2 separate regions of the Homo sapiens genome follow, and region 2 is linked to region 1. A link is a loop called in an ENCODE intact Hi-C map of the cell type or tissue named here. Cell type or tissue: IMR-90. All regions are shown on one strand. Each heading gives the region's core, and the rest is flanking DNA. Links, peaks and the distances in the headings are about the cores only.

Region 1 (9,711 bases), core at 783-8,782:
TTGAAAATTTCTTTTTTCTAATGCCTTTGTTCTGTGTATTGTAACTTTCTTTTAAAGAGCAGAATTGAACAAAACTCAAGCTGAGATTTATAATAAAATAGCTTTTAAAACATGAATAATAATAGTGTCAGCAATAATGATGTGCAAAAATATCCTTTTTAAAAGTTGTCCGCTAAGTTCTCAAAGAACTATGCTGTCAGTGAAATTATTTCCAAAGAAAGGGCTATAAGTGAGGCTAATGCAGTGGTGAGTGAGTTGCAGAACTTAGCTATGCTAATGTGGAAAATACGACAGGAAGTGGGGTATGGTCCAGAACATCACATACATTGGAGCAGCGACTGGTCTAATATCAATTCATGTCTTGCTTATTCTTGTATTACAAAGTGTTTCAAATTCAACCCTTCTTATCCATTTCCTTTGCCACCACCAGAAATCCAAGTTCCATTACATTAAAAGTAGGCCATTACAATCACCTTCTATTTCATGGATTTTTAGCCAGGGAATATAACAAAATTGGCTGAAGAACTCTTCCACATACAGACTCCATAGGCTCTACAACAGACCTACTGAATCAGAGTCTCCAATGGTAGGAGCCCCAGCATTGTTAGTTTAAAATGTTCTGCAGGTAAGTCTGAAGTGCATCTCTGATTAGGAATCACTAAACCAAACAACTTGGTGTCTAAACTCACCCTCCACCATAGCTTACCATCCTCTTGTTATCTTCCCTAAACTATCTATTTGATGATGTCCAAAATCATCAGAAATTTCTAATAATGAACGGGAGAGTTGATGGGTGTCTCTTACCTGCTGATCCCCATATGCAACTCAGATTTTATCCCTCACTCTCACATAGTGTGGCCAAACTGGTCCACTCTGGTTGACATTTCCACCATTGAGCTGGGATTCATGACATTCCCTCACCCGGCATGGCCCTCTCCCAAACACACATTCACCAATTGCTCCCTAATACACACCCCTAGTCCTTTGAAACTCACCTCAAGTCCTGCCTCCAGAAAGCCTTCTGTGGTCACTCACGACTCTGTCCACTGCCACAGATGTTCTCTCCATCCTGTGAAATCTTACAGCACTTTGCATGTGCCTGGGGACAGTAAGTACATACTATGAAAGAGGAGGAAATATCTAAGAGCACAGACTCAAGTGGACCCAGAATAACTTCTTTAAAATGTAATGTTTTTACAAATGGAGATGAATGTTGCATCTCCATAATCCACTTATGGAGTCCACTAATGCCCCAGGAAGATGGCCCATGTATATTCTGAAGCTTCTGTAAACTCCCAGCACATGCTGTGTGCCCCAGCAACACATCCACTCAGGCAATGTGGCCGAGTACCATGGAGAGAAAGGACTCAACAAAGATGTCTGAAATAATGAACAGATAAGTGAATCAACAAAGGCAAATTCTTTTTCCCCTCTATTATTAAGAGCAATTTAGATACATGGCAGCTCCAAACCTCCGAACTTATAGACCTGACCATCTTAGTATTGAGAAAAACAAAGTCCTCCATATGGCAGGTCTCAGCCTCTTTAGAAGGCATTTGGAACACCTTCTGATTCCTGAATATGCCACTTGGAGTCCCCCACGCTGATTTCAACAGGCTTCTCAAAATATTTCTTCCAAACTCATACTCCTTCTCTCCAAGAAGAATTTGGGTGAATAAAGTGTCTTCCATTTCATTACATGTACACGTAAGAAGGAAGTTCTGCGGTGATTGATCCAGGTGTATTGCACACAGGCTACCGCCCCAGGCACTTCAAAATCCATCACCATTATTTTAGATTAAAAATTAACTGGTAGCTACATTAGGGAGGAAAAAAAAAACCGTGCTCTGTTCTTTTCTATCTTTATGTAACATACTTGTCATGGACAAACCCTACAAAAGAAAAGCCCAGCCACATCTGTCTCTGCACATAATAAGAAAATGTTTACCTCTAAAATTCTGTTCACACACCAACACACTTTAAGAACTGGCCATCTGTGGCTACCTATGGACTATAAATAGCAGTTAAAAGAAATAAATAAACCCAGGAACAGCTGGAGGAGGCACAAAGAAAGGATGAAGGGAACCCCAGGCCCTCAGCATGTCAAAGCCAAACAGCTGAATTGTATGTAAATATTATGAAAGAAAAGGCAAAGGTTGTCAGGAAGAGGAACCAGCTTCCACAGCCCTCCCCACACCCCCTCTGTCCAATTTTTGTTATCATGATTCTTTCCCTATTTTGTGCATGTCCACCCCCATCACCTGTACAGATAAATGTTTAATGTTACAACCTCACGCACACTCAGTCTGATTCCAGAGATGTGAAAAGGCATCCAGGATGTGCAGCTGCAGCTACCTGCTCTCCAGGCTTCCCACAGTCCTCCTTATCCCCCTGTAATTTAGGTATGAAGAGTCTGTCTCTCAAAGTCTAGGTTTATAAGTGACTTAAATGTTATCCCCAAAGATCCTTGGCAAAGGAGATGAGCTAAATTTGACCTTAAATCATCTTCCGAGAAAAGAAAAATGATTCCTGTCACCTTTAAAAAGCCAACCAATCAATAACAAAATAATGGGCTCATAAGAATGACAATTCTTTTTTTCTCTCATGATGCCAACTATATGCAATAGCACTGTTTTCAAAAGAAGCACAATTTACTTCTCTTAAAGGGAGCCAGTGAGGAGGTATCCAACACGCTTTGGGCTCTTCTTATTGTATTCTCAAGAGCAAGGAGAAATTTGTCATGTGTCTGATTATTATTTGTACCACTCAATTAGTCAATACACACAATCAGATTAATCAAGACATAGTAGAAACCTGTGAAAAAGAAACAGGAAAGGAAAAGGTTTTCAAAAGGGTAGAAGAAAGTAAGAGAACTGATTAGGAATCACTAAGCAATGATTTCCGGTCTTTTCCCTGTAATGATGCCTTTTTTACTTCAAGAAATGTCAGGGTTCTGGTTAAAGATGGAAGACTAAACACACTCAGCCTCCAATCTCTCCAAAAAAACCATCAAAACCGGAAAAAGACTTGGGTAAAGCCTAAATCCCCAGAACAAAGTGAAAAGGACAAAGACAAAAGCAACATGGTATGAAAGGAAAATAAAATTTCAGGACCCCAAATTCACTATGCCAACAGGGAAAAATTAAGCTTGGAAGCCAAGTTACAAAAAAACAAAGAAAACAATTGCATTTTCTTTTGTTCCTAAACTGAGAGCCACAGATAGAGGCCATATGTTTCCACTGGGGGCCTCCCTCACCCTGACAATGTAAATTAACAGCCTATCCTCATGGTATGGGAAAAGAGGAGACTAGAATTGTCCTCATCTACCCCAAGATGAATGCATATTTGACTGCTTTCTCTACTCTGTGTTTATCTTATGTAAAGTGCAGATTCATTAAACACAAGGTGAATACATAATTAACTGTTCCCTCTACCCCTCCTTTTCTTTTTTTTTTTTGAGACAGAGTCTCGCTCTGTCATCAGGCTGTGGCCACTGCAACCTCCGACTCCCTGGTTCAAGCGATTCTCCTGCCTCAGTCTCCCAAGTAGCTGGGATTATAGGCATGCACCACCATGCCTGGCTAATTTTTGTATTTTTAGTAGAGACAAGGTTTCACCATGTTAGCCAGGATGGTCTCGATCTCCTGACCTCATGATCCACCCACCTTGGGCTCCCAAAAGTGCTGGGATTACTGGCCTACCCCTCCTTTTCATGTGTAACATGTGGATTCAGAAGAATGCGACCTCCTTTTTTCGCTTTGCCCTTTCCCCTTTTGCCCACTTTTCCGCTTTAAATATTGAAGCCCTTGAAATCCTCTTCAGAAAAAGCACAGGCTACAGATCCTACGGTGGCTTATGTCTCCTTTTCCCAGGCATGTCTTCAACCTTGGCAAAATAAACCTCTACATTGGTGGAGGCTTGTGTCAGATACTTTTTGGTTTACAATGGTAACGGAAACTGGAAAGCAGATGGATGAGTGGCTGATCACTGACTTAGAAGGCTGAATCCTAAACCAGCCCAGGTACCTTTGGGAGTATGGATGAAAGTGGGGGCCAAATATAAGGGGTCTGACTCAAAGTCTATTTAAGATATAGTTAGATACTCCCCAGCCCGTCATTCCCTCAGCACTTGGCTGAAGACTAGATGTTTACTCTCTTATTGGGGTAAAATGTCAGGATTCTAGGCACAGCTGAGGGTAGGGATAACATATTAAAAACATGAGCAAGGAATCTGTTGAAGATTTACAGACTGATTTCGAGACACTCCCCACCAACATCCACCCCAGGCTTATGTTCACTCTGTCTTTGTCCGTTTGTGTTGCTAGAAAGGAATACCTAAGGCTGGGTATAAAGAAAAGAAAAGGCTTATTTAACACACAATTCTGCTGACTGGAACACTGGGCATCTGGTGAGAGCCTCAGGCTGTCTCCAATCATGGCAAATGGCAAACAGGAGCTGGTCTGTGCAAAGCTCATGTGGCCAGAGAGGAAGAAAGAGAGAGGGGGGGAAAGTTCCAGGCTCTTTTTAACAACCAGCTCTCTCAGGAACTAACAGAGCAAGAACTCACTCATTACCATGAGGACGACACCAATCCCTTCCTGAGGAATCCACCCTCATGACCCAAACATCTCCCATTAGACTCCACCTCCAGCACTGGTGATCAAATTTCAGCATGAGGTTTGCAGGGGTCAAATATCTAAACCATAGTACACTCAGTCCCTAGACATTGTCAGCCAGACTTTTACCATCTAGATGGAACACTGGAGGAGCCTTCCTTGCAGAATCAGATCCCAATACAAATGACCTAGAGATACTGACATAAAGAGATTTGTCAAAGAAGTTCTTCAGCCAGACCAGCCTAGTAAAACCCACATTTGACAAGTCACACCCAACATGCTCAGAGTTTCCAATGGACTCTATGGAGACACCACTCAAATACAATGGGCTGAGACTCATTGCGGCATTTGAGGAAAACCTTTACAATGAAAGACAGAGGCCAAAATAAATAAACAGAAAACAACAACTTGGAGGAAACAGAGCTTATGAAAAGACAAAAAGGAACCTCAAAAATGGCGTTCTTAGAAATTAAAAAAGATGACAAGATGAATATCTCAAGGGCAAGATGTTAAAATGGAAGAAATCACTCAGAAATAGAGCCAAAGGCAGAGAGAGAAAACAGAAAGAAAAAAAAAAAAAGAAAAAAGAAACATGATCAGTTCAGGAGGTCCAACATCTGAACAAAAAATTTCAATAGAGTTGTTCTCTACTCTCTACATGAAAAACAAGACATCGACAAAGAAATAATTGAGATATCCCTGGATGGAAAACATGAGTTTCCAGATTGAAAGGGCCCTCTGAACTCTCAGCACAACAGATGAAAACACAAAAATACTCTGTGAAACTTTAGACAACCAAAGAGAAAATCCTACAAGCTTTCAGAAAGAGGAGAAAGACGGAGAAGGGAGTTTCAACAAAAGTATAAAGAATCAGAAAGACATTGAATTAGCAGCAACACTGGAAATTAGAAGATAATGAGGCAGAGAAAGTGTTTTCTAATCCAAAATTTTGTAGAGTCAAACTGTAATTGAGTGTGTAGGCAGAATAAAGACATTTTTAGGTATATAAGATCTCAAAACACTTCTCATGCAACCTTTATCAGGGAGATACTAGGTACTAGTACCTACACCAAATAATAGTACCAGTCACCAAAATGAGAGACTCACTAAGAAAGAGAAAGACAATGGATACGGAATACAGGGGATCAAAAACAAGGAAGGCAAAGGGAATTTCTAGGATAATGGTGAAGGAAACCCTTAAGATGGCAGCTGTGCAGTAGGCATAGAGCATAAGTAGCCCAGCCTGGAGCAAGTCAGAAGGTTCTGGAATCATCAAGAAGATGAAATTGTTGGAAATACCTAATGTGTTTAAGTACTGAAGGCAGATTTATATCTTGGGAGCAAGTTAGGGAAATAAATTAGTAGTAAGTACAAAGAAAACTAACTACCAAACAGAAAAGGCGAATGTTTAACTTTTTATTTTACCAGTTGGAATAGCTTTTTGTTGTCGTCATTGTTGTTTTTATTTTTTTAATTTTTATTTCAATAGTTTTGGGGGAAGAGGTGGTGTCTGGGTGCATGGAAAAGTTCTTTAGTAGTGATTTCTGAGATTTTGGTCCACCCTTCATCCGAGCAGTGTACACTGTACCCAATATGCAGTTTTTTATCCTTTGCCTCCCTCCCACCCTTCCCTGCAAGCTCCTGCTCATAAGTGAGAACATAGGATGTTTGGTTTTCCATTCCTGAGTTACTTCACTTAGAATAATGGTCTCCAACTCCATCCAGATTGTTTTGAATGCCATTATTTTGTTCCTTTTTATGGCTAAATAGTATTTCATGGTATATGTATACACCACATTTTCTTTATCCATTTGTTGGTTGATGGGCATTTAGGCTGGTTCCATATTTTTACAATTGTGAATTATGCTGCTATAAACCTGCATGTGCAAGTGTCTTTTTCATATAATGACTTATTTTCCTCTGGGTAGATACCCAGTAGTGGGATTGCTGGATCAAACAATAGTTCTACAATACTTTCAGTTCTTTAAAAAATCTCTATACTGTTTTCCATAGTGGTTGTACTAGTTTACATTCTCACCAGCAGTATAAAAGTGTTCTCCTTTCACCACATCCATGCCAATATCTGTTATTTTTTTTTTATTTTTAAATCATGGCCATTCAAATGCAGGAGTAAGTTGGTGTCACATTGTGATTTTGATTTGCATTTCCCTGATAATTACAGTTGTTGAGCATTTTTTCGTGTTGGGCATTAGTATATATATATTTGTTGAGAATTGTCTATTCATGTTCTTTGCCCACTTTTTGATGGGATTATTTGGTTTTTTTCTTGCTGATTTGTTTGAGTTCCTTGTAGATTCTGGATATTAGTCCTTTCTCAGATGCACAGTTTGTGAATATTTTCTCCCATTCTCTGAGTTGTCTGTTTACTCTGTTGATTATTTCTTTTGCTGTGCAGTAGCTTTCTCGTTTAATTAGGTCCCATCTATTTATCTTTGTTTTCATTGCATTTGCTTTTGGGTTCATGAAGTCCTTGCCTAAGCCAATGTCTAGAAGAGTTTTTCCAATATTGTCATATAGAATTTTTGTGACTTCAGGTATTAGATTTAAGTCTTTATCCATCTTAAGTTGATTTTTATATAAGGTAAGAGATGAGGAGCCAGCTTCATTCTTCTACATGTGGCTTGCCAATTATCCCAGCACCATTTGTTAGGGTGTCCTTTGTCCCACTTTATGTTTTTGTTTGCTTTGCTGAAGATCAGTTGGCTGTATTTGGCTTTATTTCTGGGTTCTCTTTTCTGTTCCATAGGTCTACACACCCACTTTTATGCCAGTACCATGTTGTTTCAGTAACAATAGTTTTGTAGTATAGTTTGAAGTCAGGTAATGTGTGATGTCTCTAGATTTGTTTTTGAGTTTTGTGGGTTTGTTTGTTTGCTTGCTTACTTACTCTTGCTTTCACTATGTGGGCTCTAGAAAAGGCAAATATTACCTTCAGAAAAAAACAAAAGGCTTTACAGGAAAGAAATAATAATCATAGTATACTACACGGCTCAGTTGTGAATAGCATTTACATAGGTCATAAGAATGCAAACACTGAATGTTAACTAACCACATGTGAAAGTGAAATGTATAAAGAAAACTAAATCCCTCTCTTCCTTAGTGGGAAATAAGTAGATTATTCCTACTACCAAAAAAGTCAAGAAAGAGCAAGACAAGCATGTTATTTAGAGATATGTAGGTAAATTCCAAAAAATTATAAGTATTTCTGAAGGGCAGGAAATAGAGGGCAAAGTTGGGAATGGAAGGGGGACTCCCATCAAGCTCTTCGCTTTTACTATTTGACTCTTTAAACTATGTACATATATAACTTTTTTTAAAAGGAACTATTTTTAAAGTAAAAAGTTTATGGATACTCCCATGTATATTGACTGTCTCTTGGCTGAGAAAGAACATGATAAAAGCCACACTTTAAAATATACTTGAACTTGTCTACTCAGAGTAGCATTTACATACATTAGAAAAATAGTAGATTCATGTAAGTACAAAACACATAATTGATTCATTCCTAAGCAGTTCTCAGTACATTTATGGATTTCCTCTCCCATAAGGTTTAGTAGTTAAGAGACTTAACTTACCTAAGTCTCAGTTTCCCATAAATGTTACCAAGAATGGATGCAGTTGTTCATCTGCTCTTTGGATGCTGTAAGATCCATATCTTTTTAATAAAGTTCCCTTTTATATGTACTAGCTTGAGTAAGTATCTAATTGTTGCACCCAAACATGACCTGAGAAAAGCAGTGAAGATATATACACTACTCAAAGTTGCCCAGTTGGTAAGTGATAGAGACATGATTTGAAATTAGTACAAAGGCTATTCTACTTTGCTACATATTTATAGATCTTCGTAATTTTTCTTCAGTGAGTTTTTTTTTTTCCACAAAAAGCACATTTATTTGAGGTAAAGAGAAGTCTTGCTGAAAGGATGACATTTCCAAGCAGTCAAAACTCAGCTGTTAGTGGCACTATTTTGACCTGGTAGATTTTGCTTCTCTTTGGTCAGAAAAGGGTATTCAGGTTGTACTTTCCCCAGCTGGGCAAAAAGAAGGGCAAAGCAAAGCTACTCTATTGACAGGGCTCTTCAGATCCAACATCAAGCTAGACACACCCTCGCTGGCCACTCTATAGGTTGCTCTCCCACTGCTGAGTGACACAGGCCATACTACCTTTGCAAGGAAAAAAAAAAATGAGACAGAAAACACGGTATAGGTCACTTGGGGACAAGCAGGCATCCACAGCTTCAAAACTCTTCATGGAAGGGGTAATCCTTGTGGGAGGCACAGCTCACCAAGGCACAGACCCTCCAGTTCTGTTGTAACTGAATAAGGTGGTCATATCCTGGCTGTTCAGTTCAAAGTTGAAGACCTTAAAGTTCTCAGCAATGCATTCTGGTGTCACAGACTTGGGGATCACCACCAAGTTCCTCTGCATGGGGAACCAGATCAGAACCTGGGCTGTAGTTTTATTGTGTTTGGCTGTGATCGCCTTGATCCTGGGATCTTCCAGGAGGGAAGGGTCCTCAGGCTTGGCCCAGGGCCTGTCGGGGGAGCTGAAGGAGCTGTAGGCAGTCACCATGATGCCTTTGGACTGGCAGTACTGGATTAACTTCTCCTGAGTGAGGTACGGGTGGCACTCAATCTGATTAACCACCTACTTATACTTTAAGTCAGGTTTGTTTAAGATCCTCTCAACCTGGAGATGGTTGAAGTTGGAGATGCCAATAGCTTTCACCAGCCCTTCATCCACCAGCTCTTCCATGCCCGCCCATGTGTCCAGAATGTTACTGTTACTGGGAACCACATTACCATTACCTGGCTCATCCAATGGGAAAAATTCCTTCCCAGGCTTGAAGCTGGTTGGCCAGCGAATAAGGTAGAGGTCCAGGTAGTCCAGCTTCAGGTCAATGAGCATCTTCTGGCAGGCTCCTTTCACCAGGCCCTTCTCATGGTACGCTCACCACAGCTTGCTGGTGATGAAGAGCTCCTCACACTTCACCACCTGCTCCCTGAGCTTCTCCCGAATGGCCACCCCCACGTCATTCTCATTCTGGTACACGTGGGCACAGTCGATGTGGCAGT
Region 2 (9,711 bases), core at 896-8,895, 55 kb after region 1:
CAACTGCCCCCATTAGCATTTGAGTTTCACCTGGAAGGGGCAGCATAAGTTCACTAGGGTTGTGTGTGAATCTAGAGGAGGCTATAGGTCCTTCTGGTCATTCGGAGCAGCACATGTCCAAAACAGCCCTCTCTTTTTGCTAATATTGAGTACTTTGATAGCATCCTTGTGTCACATCAAAACCCCCGGCCTGGTAAGATGGAATAATATAATTATGCATCCCTCCACTGCTCATACCTGAATGTTTCTTCTCTTGTACTTTATTTTGAATTCATCCTCTCTTGCAAAGATGCTGATAAATATCCTGCAGGAGCTGGATTTTATGCAAAAACAAAAAAATTTAAGATGCTGCTAAATAAATTAACTGCCAGGCTGACACAGATTGTATCAAAGTAGAAACTGTGTCTCTGTGCCAATGGATCACTGGATACCAGTGTAACACAAACAAAGTAAGAACAAAGCTGAACAGCTGCTCTGAACTTACAAACTTAAACAAGCTGGAAATCAAGATGCAGGAGGCCACCTGACCTATGACTCACCCTGCTTTCCCATTTCCGGTGGGAGCAGGGAGAGCTGCCTGGGGGAGGCTGCCCCAGCCGACTCGCCCTCACAGTGTCCATCTCCTCTTCCCCCAAATGGTACACAGTCCATGAAACAGTGATGCCAGCAGTCTGCCTACCATAAGCACATGGGCAAGGGCTGTCAGGAAGACAGCAAAGAACCTCAACATTCTCCAAATTCAATTCTTAATCCCACCATTAGCTTCCTAAATGACCACGCGCAAGTTGGGTAGTCTCTAAAATGTAGGATATTTGTGATATGCTCCACATGGGACATTGTCAAATACATTATTATTGTTCATAGGTTTCAGGTAATTCTTTTTAAAAATGAATTTGTCTTTATATTGTGACCATAAAATATAATCATGTAGAAAAACAACACATAATCATTATAGAAAATTTGAAAATACAAAGGAAGAAAACCCAAATTGCCTGTAACTCTATGACCTAAATGTTAACTACTATTAGCACCAGGCATTGGCCAGCTGCTGTGGCTCATGCCTGTAATCCCAGCACTCCAGGAGGCTGAGGTGGATCACTTGAAGCCAGGAGTTCAAGACCAGCATGGGCAACAAAGCGAGACCCCCAACTCTCTAAAAAAATTTTTTTAATTTTCTAGGTGTGGTGATGCCCACCATGGTACCAGCTACTCAGGTGGCTAAGGGAGCAGGATCCTTTGAGCTCAGGAGGTTAAGGCTACAGTGAGCCATGATCACACCACTGCACTCCAACCTGTACAATATAATAAGATCTTGTCTCTTAAAAATACATAAATAAATAAGTAAATAAAATTTCAAAAAATAGGCATTTTGTTAATTTTATTTTATTGTTTTAGAGACAGAGCCTTGCACTGTCACCCAGGCTGGAGTGCAGTGACATGATCATAGCATACTGCAGCCTTGACCTCCCAGGCTCAATCAATCCTTACACCTCAGCTTCCCAAGTAGCTCAAACTACAGGCATGTGCCACCAGACCTGGCTAATTTTTTGTATTTTTTATAGAGATGGGGGTCCTGCCATGTTGCCCACTCTGGTCTTGAACTCCTGGCCTCAAGCAATCCTCTTACCTCAGCTTCCCAAAGTGCTGGAATTACAGGCATGAGCCACTGCACCCAGCCCAGGATTTTCCTTGAACTCTTATGTGTGTGTACATATACAGATACGGATCCAGCTATTCAGATATACTTTAAAAGAAGTATTATTATTGTATAGATATAGATATATGTATATGCATACACATATATAATTTTGATACTTTTATATTTGTAATTGACACATAATTATATATTTATTGGGTACATACTATTGTTTTGATGCATCTAATGTACAGTGATTAGATCAGGGTAATTAGGATATCCATCATCTCAAATATATTTTTTTTTACAAACTCTATATATGAGTCCTGTTTTTATTGCCTAACATTGTATCCAAGCCAATTTTCCATGACTTTAAAAGTCTTTTTAGAAACTACTTTGCATAAAATTCTGCATAAGATTCCATCGTAGGGTTTTAGTAAAATCATGTTGTGCTATAAATACAGAGTGGAGTAACTGGTAGCAAAGTGTTCATCAAACAGCCTGATATGAGCACACGCCAGCCCCTGTTTTAGGATCTGCTGCCTTAGTGACACCCATCAGGCAAAGTTCACAATTTTATTCAACAGCCGTTTCACTGGTGCTTTTGTGAAGTGAAGAAAATAAAGTTTCCTGCAGTAAGAAACAGTATTTTCTCTCTTTCTGGAATTAAAAAATTACCTTAGTGGCTCACACAATTCCTTGAACAGATGGGTGATAAATGCGGTTATTTACAATGTCAGTAGGGCACAGGATTGACAGCAGGCTAGAGCCCCTGTGATGCCTCCCTCAGCAGTACAAGCCCCTGGTATGCAAGATCTGTGCAGGGTTCATCTTCATGTCCCCCCAAGCACCTGTCCCCCACACACTTTGCATATACACACAGTGAGCACTCACGCTCATCAAGTTTTTTCAGCCCTGTCTTAGTCTGTTTCGGCTGTGACATTGTCGGATATTTGTACCCGCCAAATCTCAGGTTGAAATATAATCCCCAATGTTGGAGGCGGGCCTGATGGGAGGTGATTGGGTCATGGGGCTGGAGCCCTCATGAATGGCTTAGTGCTTCCTCGTGATAGTGAGTGAGTTCTCATGAGACCTGGTTGTTTAGAAGTGTGTGGCCCCCTCTCCGCTTCTCTCTTGCTCCTTCTTTCACCATGTTATGTGTAGGCTCACGCTTTGCCTTCCACCATAATTGGAAGCTTCTAGAGGCCTCCCCGGAAGCAGAAGCCATCGCTATGCCTCCTGTACAGCCTGCAGAACCATGGGCCAGTTAAACCTGTTATAAATTACCCAGTCTCAGGTGTTTCTTTGTAGCAATGAAAGAATGACCGAATACAGGCTGCTATAACAAAATGCCTTAGACTAGGTAGCTTATAAACAACAAAAATTTATTTCTCAATGGAGATAATTTGTAATACTGAGACCTAAAGCCCTCCAAATACATGCTGCATTGCAAAAAATAAATAAATAAATAAAGTGAATCTGCTCTCCCACCCGCAAAAAAGAAATCTATTTCTCACCATTCCAGAGGCATGAAGTCCAAGCTCAGGCACGAGCAGCTCCGGTGTCTGGTGGGAGCTCTCTGCTTCACAGATGGTAATTTGTTGCTGTGTCCTCACATGGCACAAAGGGGGAAAAAAGCTCCCTTCAGTCTTTTACGAGGGCACTAATCCCATTCATGGTTCATTAGTTTGCCCTTGTGGCTTAATCACTTCCCAAAAGACCTAACTTCTTAATACGATCACATTGGGGATTCAGTTTCAAATATGAATTTGGGGGGACACCAACATTCAGACCCTAGAAAGCACCTACTTTTGCCTGGTTAGCCAGATGCTGAGGAGGAGTTTTGACTTGAAGTTTTGTAGGAGGATAAAATTCATACATTTGTAATAGAAAAAACCAGCAAATGTAACTGTAGTTAAGTGAATCTGCTGTGCTCCCATTCTGGTCTCTGATCCAGAGCACATACATGTGACACAGTGCCCAGCTGAAGCAGAGGATGAGAGAGAACCCCGCAGAGCTCACCAGGCATGGTGATACCTTAGTGGTAGCACATAGCTCAGGCAAACCCTTCAACATACCCTCAAGCAGCACAAACTCCATTCTCCAGTGTATGGCAGGCCTGTCCAGTGCCTCCTTAGAGCATCTCTGTCTCCTGGCTCTTCTGCCTGGCCAGTTTCTAACTCTTATTCTGTATTTCCTGGATCTTATTCTGATACCCCCATCTCCTCAGCTTTTGGCTCCTTCCATTCGTACTCCCAGGATTCCATCCTTCCCTAATCTCACTGTTTCACCTACTTGTGACTCAGACTGAATCTAATACACATCCCTGACCCTTGAACACCACAGATCTTGCTATATTCCATGCTATCCTAGGCCCAAGGGTGATGGCCCACAAAGCTACTGCCTCCACCCCCCATTTCCTGGGTAGAACACACTGCTGTTACATGTGCGTGTAGAGCAGAAAATACTGCCATCATTGTGGCATCCATGCATCAGTGAGCTGGCTCAGCTGGAAATTCACAAGGACACACCCTGACTGTGGAAGGTCTGATGCTCTTCACTTGGGAGGAGGGAAAAACAAGCTATGCGGACCTGAGCAATGAATTCCTGATATGGACTGCTCCCAAGCCTTGGATGCCAAAGCAAGGAAATGAAAGAATATACTCAACTAGGTCTTCCCCCACTGGGTTAATGCCTGCAACTTAGGCATTTCAGTAAAAGCCACTCTCCTTTCATTTAGTTAAAAGTTGCATGACACCAAATATATGCAAAACACACGGAAGTGTTTGTGCATTTCCCATAGCTGGTCGCAATTATAAGATTCTCAGTTGAAAGTTTCAGAAACCCAACTCATGTGATCTCAAGCAAAATATGAGATTTGTGGGGTCCGTGCAACTAAAACATACAGGAGGGTAATTGCCATGAGAGCTTAGATTAGAACATCAAACTTGGTCTCTCTTTTTTTCCTGCTTTGTTTTCATCTTGAATGGCTACATTTAGGCGGATACTTCCTATGTAATGGCAAGAGAGCACCCAACCGCTACAGATTTATATCCTATAGTCTAACAGCATCAGTGCAAAGGGAACTCTTCTCTCCCAGGAGATTCTCAAATGTTCTGGAATCTGATCTCATCGCTTGGGCTCCTGGTCTGAGTCACTTGCCTATCTCTGAATCAACCACTGTGATCAAGGGAAAGGGATAAACCACACAATCTCGGTTGGGAAGACACTGTTTCTCCAAAAGAAAATCAGGGAGCTATTATCATAAGAGGAAGAAATTGATACTTGAAGGCAAAAATAACAAATACACCCAACAACCCACCCCTTGGCTTCTCATTTTCTATACACATCCTTCTTTGCATTTGTTCAATTTCAGTAATATCCCTACCTAACACAATGCAACTATACTACATACTTTCAAAAACTAAGTCATTCCCTCTACAGTCATAGACAACCCAAAATTATGCCCCTGTTTTTGCACCCAGCTCCAAGACCAAGATCTCAAGGTCATACAGATATCTATCAAGGTGATCTGTATATAGCAATTCATAGTTTGATACCCTAGAGGCTAAAGGATAAATGTAAACCAACCCAACACACTCAGTATATAAGACAGAAGAGAAAATAGCAGAATATAACAGAATTTCCCATTTGGAAATGAGAAGGGGAAACAGCCTACTGTGATCACCAGTCCTTTATGTACATCATGGTCTGTTGGACAAGAACAGCAAGGACTCACACTAGCAGGGGACTGAGGTCCTTGACCAGCCGATCTGACAACCCTGGTTCTGCCCTCTGAGAGGGTCCCCTTTGCCAGTCGTCCTCCATTTCCACATCTGAGGTGGGACCCTGGGAGGATCCTTTAGTGACCCATTTCCAGATGGTGCAGATTTGGGAGCAGGGGTTTACCTTGGGCTGACCAGAGGCCCTTTTTAATCATGCTGGGAGTTTTCTGGCAAAGCAATTCCCTAAGAAGTTTATAACTTAGTACTTTTTCAGTCCATTTGCATCTGGTCATTTCATGGGACATTAGGCAAAGCAAGAGACAGTGTCCTCATCTAGACTCTGGCCTGGGAGTTTTGTTTCTTAGCAGCAGCCTCAGGGCTCCATCCTCCTTCTCAGCTTAATGGCCTCCACTTTAACCTCTGCATCAGTGAAATTCAAACTACAGCCTGGAATGGGGAGGCCCTACTAATGTGCCTCTTGCCCTGCAGCTCAGGGATAATTATTATTTTAATGAATCACTGATTTGTACTCTCACAGCCATCTCTTCCTCCATAGTCTATGATTAGGAGACTTTTTAACATTTTTATTGACATGTAACACACATATAGAGAAGTGCAGAGATCACACATCTTACAGCCCACACACATCATCACAAAGTAAGCACCTCTGTGTAACCATCGCCAGGTTGAGAAATAGAACAAAACCAGGACCTCAGAAGCCCCTCTTTTCCCCTTCCTATCACCAACCCTTTCCCCTGTCCTCAAAGGTCTCCATTCACTTGAGTTCTAACACCATATATTCATTTTGCCTGGTCTTGAGTCTTACATAAATGAGACTCTATGGTATTTCATCATATCAAGCTTCTTTCACTCAAAATTATATCTGCAAGATTATTTCATGTTGTTGCACATAGCAATAGTTTGTTCTGTGTATTTACAAAGTGTTCATTGCAAAACTACACCACAACGTATTTACCCACTCTGCTGTTGATGGGTATTTAGGTTTTCTCAATTTGGGACTATTATAAACAATGTTGCTAAGAACTTTTTTTTTTTTTGAGACAGGGTCCCTCTCTGTCACCCAGGCTGGAGTGCAGTGGCCCAATCATAGCTCACTATAACCTTGAACTCCTGCACTCAAGCGATCCTTCTGCCTCAGCCTCCCAAGTAGCTAGGACTACAAGTACACAGTACCATGCTCATCTAATTTTATTTTTTATTTTTTGTAGAGATGGAGTCTTCCTATGTTGCCCAGGCTGGTCTCGAATTCCTGGTCTCAAACAATACTCCTGCCTCAGGTTCCCCAAAACACTGGGCTTAAGGGCTTGAGCCATGGCACCAAGCCAGCACATTTTTTGTGTTTTTTCTTACACATACGCACACATAGACCTAGGAGTGGAATTGCTTTGTAGTAAGATATGCATACATTTGCCTTTAATAGATAATGCCACACTGTTTTCCAAAGTATGTGGGCCTCTTTATACTCCCACCAGCAGAGGATGAGGGTTCCAACAGTTCCACATATTCATTAACACTGATATGATCAGTTGTTTTTTTAGGTTTTAGCTGTTCTCCTAGAATGTGTAGTGGGATCTCCTTGCTGTTTCCAGGCATGTCCCTGATGACAGGTGAGGCTGAGCACTTTTCCTGTTCATTGTCATCTGTTGTGAAATGCCCTGTCAATCTCTTCCTCTCACTATTCTATTGAACTGACTGTCCTTTTGTGATTTACTGATTTATTTGCTGGAGTTGTTTGTGTATTCCAGATAGGAGCACTTTACCAGTTAGACACGCTGCAATACCTTCTCCCACCTGTGGCTTGGGCTTTCACTCTGCAGTGACAACTTTTGATAACCCCGAGGATGGTTGTCATCTGTCCTGGAGGAGTCAAAATCAGACTCCAGCTCCTTCCCAATTTTAGTAGTATCTTCTATTCTGTTTCCAGTGTCTCTGTCTTTGCTGGAATGAGTTTCATCATGTAACAGAGAACTCATTTTTTCCAACCCTGCAAAGTACAGTGTTGTCTGGCTCTCAGTTACCAAAAGAGAAAGGACTTCTTTTATCAAAGACACATTTTTCTTTTTTTTTAACTTTCAGATGATAGAAGCTTGTCTTTTTCTCATAGGAACTCACTAAGAACTTCAGGAAGTAGCCTACACACTCCACAGCCTGACAAGTTCTATCAAGTACTTTAATGATCCAATCTCCAATGGCACATGCTGTGAGTCCTAAGGGAGAACAGGCAACAATTTAATATGCTTTATCGGAGCATAACAAAGACTGCCAACTTCTTAGCCAGGGATAGGAGAACTTTATTGCCTTCCATTCTACCTGCAATTTGCCAATCCACATTTTAGGGTCTATTACTTGTAACACTCCATTGCTAGGTACCATTCCTGTCAGTAATCTTTTGCAACTCAAACTAACTTACATACAAAAGAAAAAAATAAGGTGGGGGATGAGGGAAAGATTTATTATGTCATGTAACTGAATCATCTGTCACAGCTGCATACCGGTCTCAAGCAATTTCATTTGGACCAAGTTTCTCACCATCCCTCTGTTCTCCTCTCCTCATCCCTCTACCACCCCTTTGTGTCAGCTTAATTCAGTCAACCATTCATTCATTCAGGTAGGTAGGCAGGTAAAATAGCCCCCAACAATTCCAGGCTAGCATGTTATCTTTTCAAACACCCCAGGTCAGGGAGAACTTGTCTTTCCCAAGAGTTCCAACCAAAGTCCTGAAATTAAACCTCACTGACCGGGCTCAGATCATGTGCTCACACTGGAATGATGGACACAGAGGCCCCTTCACACCCAAAGAAAACCCAGTGTGTGTTTCTGAAGGAGGCACAATGGAGACTGGGCAGGTGAAAACAAAAGGTAATCTTGACAGTTATTTACTAATTGAAAGCATCTTAAAACTTGTGACAACCCCTATCATGTGCCTACCCAATATTCATCATCCTTACCCCTTCTTCCTGGCTGATGGAATCTCAATTTCGCTTGCTTGGCAATATGTCCAATTTCAGGGCATAAATCATAACCAGTCTAAACCAAGGACAACATGCACGCTCCCCTTGTCCAGATTATTTAATGGGTGAATTTATAACGCTCTCTGATCAATAAGATGGACAGAAAATCGACTTGGGGGGTGATTTTCCTTCCCAAGTGGAGGGGAGGTTTATACAGACAGCCCACTTGCTGTCCTGGCCACCTCCAAGCCTATTCCCAGTTCCTGCCTCTGGATGGATTTGCATGTGGACGTGATGCCTGGAGCCACAGCAGCCATCTTGTGGACTGTAGGGGGAAGGTGGAGAGAAAAGCAGAGATGCCAAGTTAGTGCCCTGACGACATGGAATTACTGATCCAGATCCAGAAATACCACCTCCAGGATGCTTGTTCAGAATGCAGTATGTATAAAGCCATTGGTTTTCAGGCTTTCTGGTTCTTACAGCTGTATATACTCTAACTCTCCCATAACTATTCTCCATAAACACACATGAGCCTCTCTTCATGCAGCTGTGGCAGGCAAGGAATAAGCAGGAGTTCAGTCAGCCATCCTTCCTTAAGATGAAACCACCTGGATTATCCCCATCTCACAGTACACAAATTCGGGACTGAAAAAGGAACACAAGCTATGCATGCACTTCCTGTCCCAGAACCTCTATCACTGTTCTCACTTCACTTTGTATTAGCCTGAACCTTATGAAACTGACAATATTCAATTCAATGCTTTTTCTGATCTACAAAAAAGGCAATTCCATGTGGTTCAATCTAACTCTTACATATCTCTATGTGAACTAGTTGTCCACCTAAAATAATAAAAAGGTCAGAATCTGTTTTAAAGAGAGTTTGTTCAAGAGCAAATGTTGAGGATGAGCCTGCTTGGGAAGCACAGATTCCAAAGAATGGAAGTCAGTGTTCTTAAGTGTAGAGGTGTGGGATCGCTTATATCGACAAAGCTTAGGAAAGCTTTACAGAATTTCAACATCTTTCTATATAAGGCTTAATGTGTTGTGCTCAAGCCTTTCTGTGTAAGGCTTGAGAGATGTTGTGCTGCATAATAAATTTAGGGTGTCCTAAAATTTTATGTACTTTCACAAAGTGTAGAAGCAGAGAAATTGTTTCCTTCATTTCCAAGCCATGGTGAATCCTTGAGCAACAGAGAACAAAATAATAATAGTAAATGGTGCCAGGGGAGATGTGGCAAAGATGCAGCTGTTGTTGAGTCACCCTGGGAGAAAGGTTTGCTGTTTTTCAACTGGATACAGAGCCTTGGCCTCTGGGTACTCTAAACTAGCACTAGTCAATAGAACTTTCTACAGTGATGGAAATATTCTATTCTGCACT

The links. Peaks named below come from ENCODE experiments on the same cell type or tissue, not always from the same donor. Only the 100,000 strongest peaks of a DNase experiment are listed, where the experiment ranks them.
Region 2: it touches region 1 in a loop (2.0-fold over the local background); 3 of 110 quality-filtered maps call a loop at or near these places.

The regions. Positions count from the first base shown.
Region 1 is chr1:224,574,552-224,584,262 of GRCh38, reverse strand. It overlaps a transcript of CNIH3 not described here and the pseudogene AKR1B1P1. Among named protein-coding and RNA genes, the nearest start is that of CNIH3-AS2, 37 kb to the left of the region's middle. In IMR-90, for the core only: no CTCF peak of the experiment used is centred there; DNase peaks (open chromatin) are centred at 2,002 and 4,632.
Region 2 is chr1:224,519,947-224,529,657 of GRCh38, reverse strand. It overlaps a transcript of CNIH3 not described here. Among named protein-coding and RNA genes, the nearest start is that of WDR26, 90 kb to the right of the region's middle. In IMR-90, for the core only: no CTCF peak of the experiment used is centred there; a DNase peak (open chromatin) is centred at 4,787.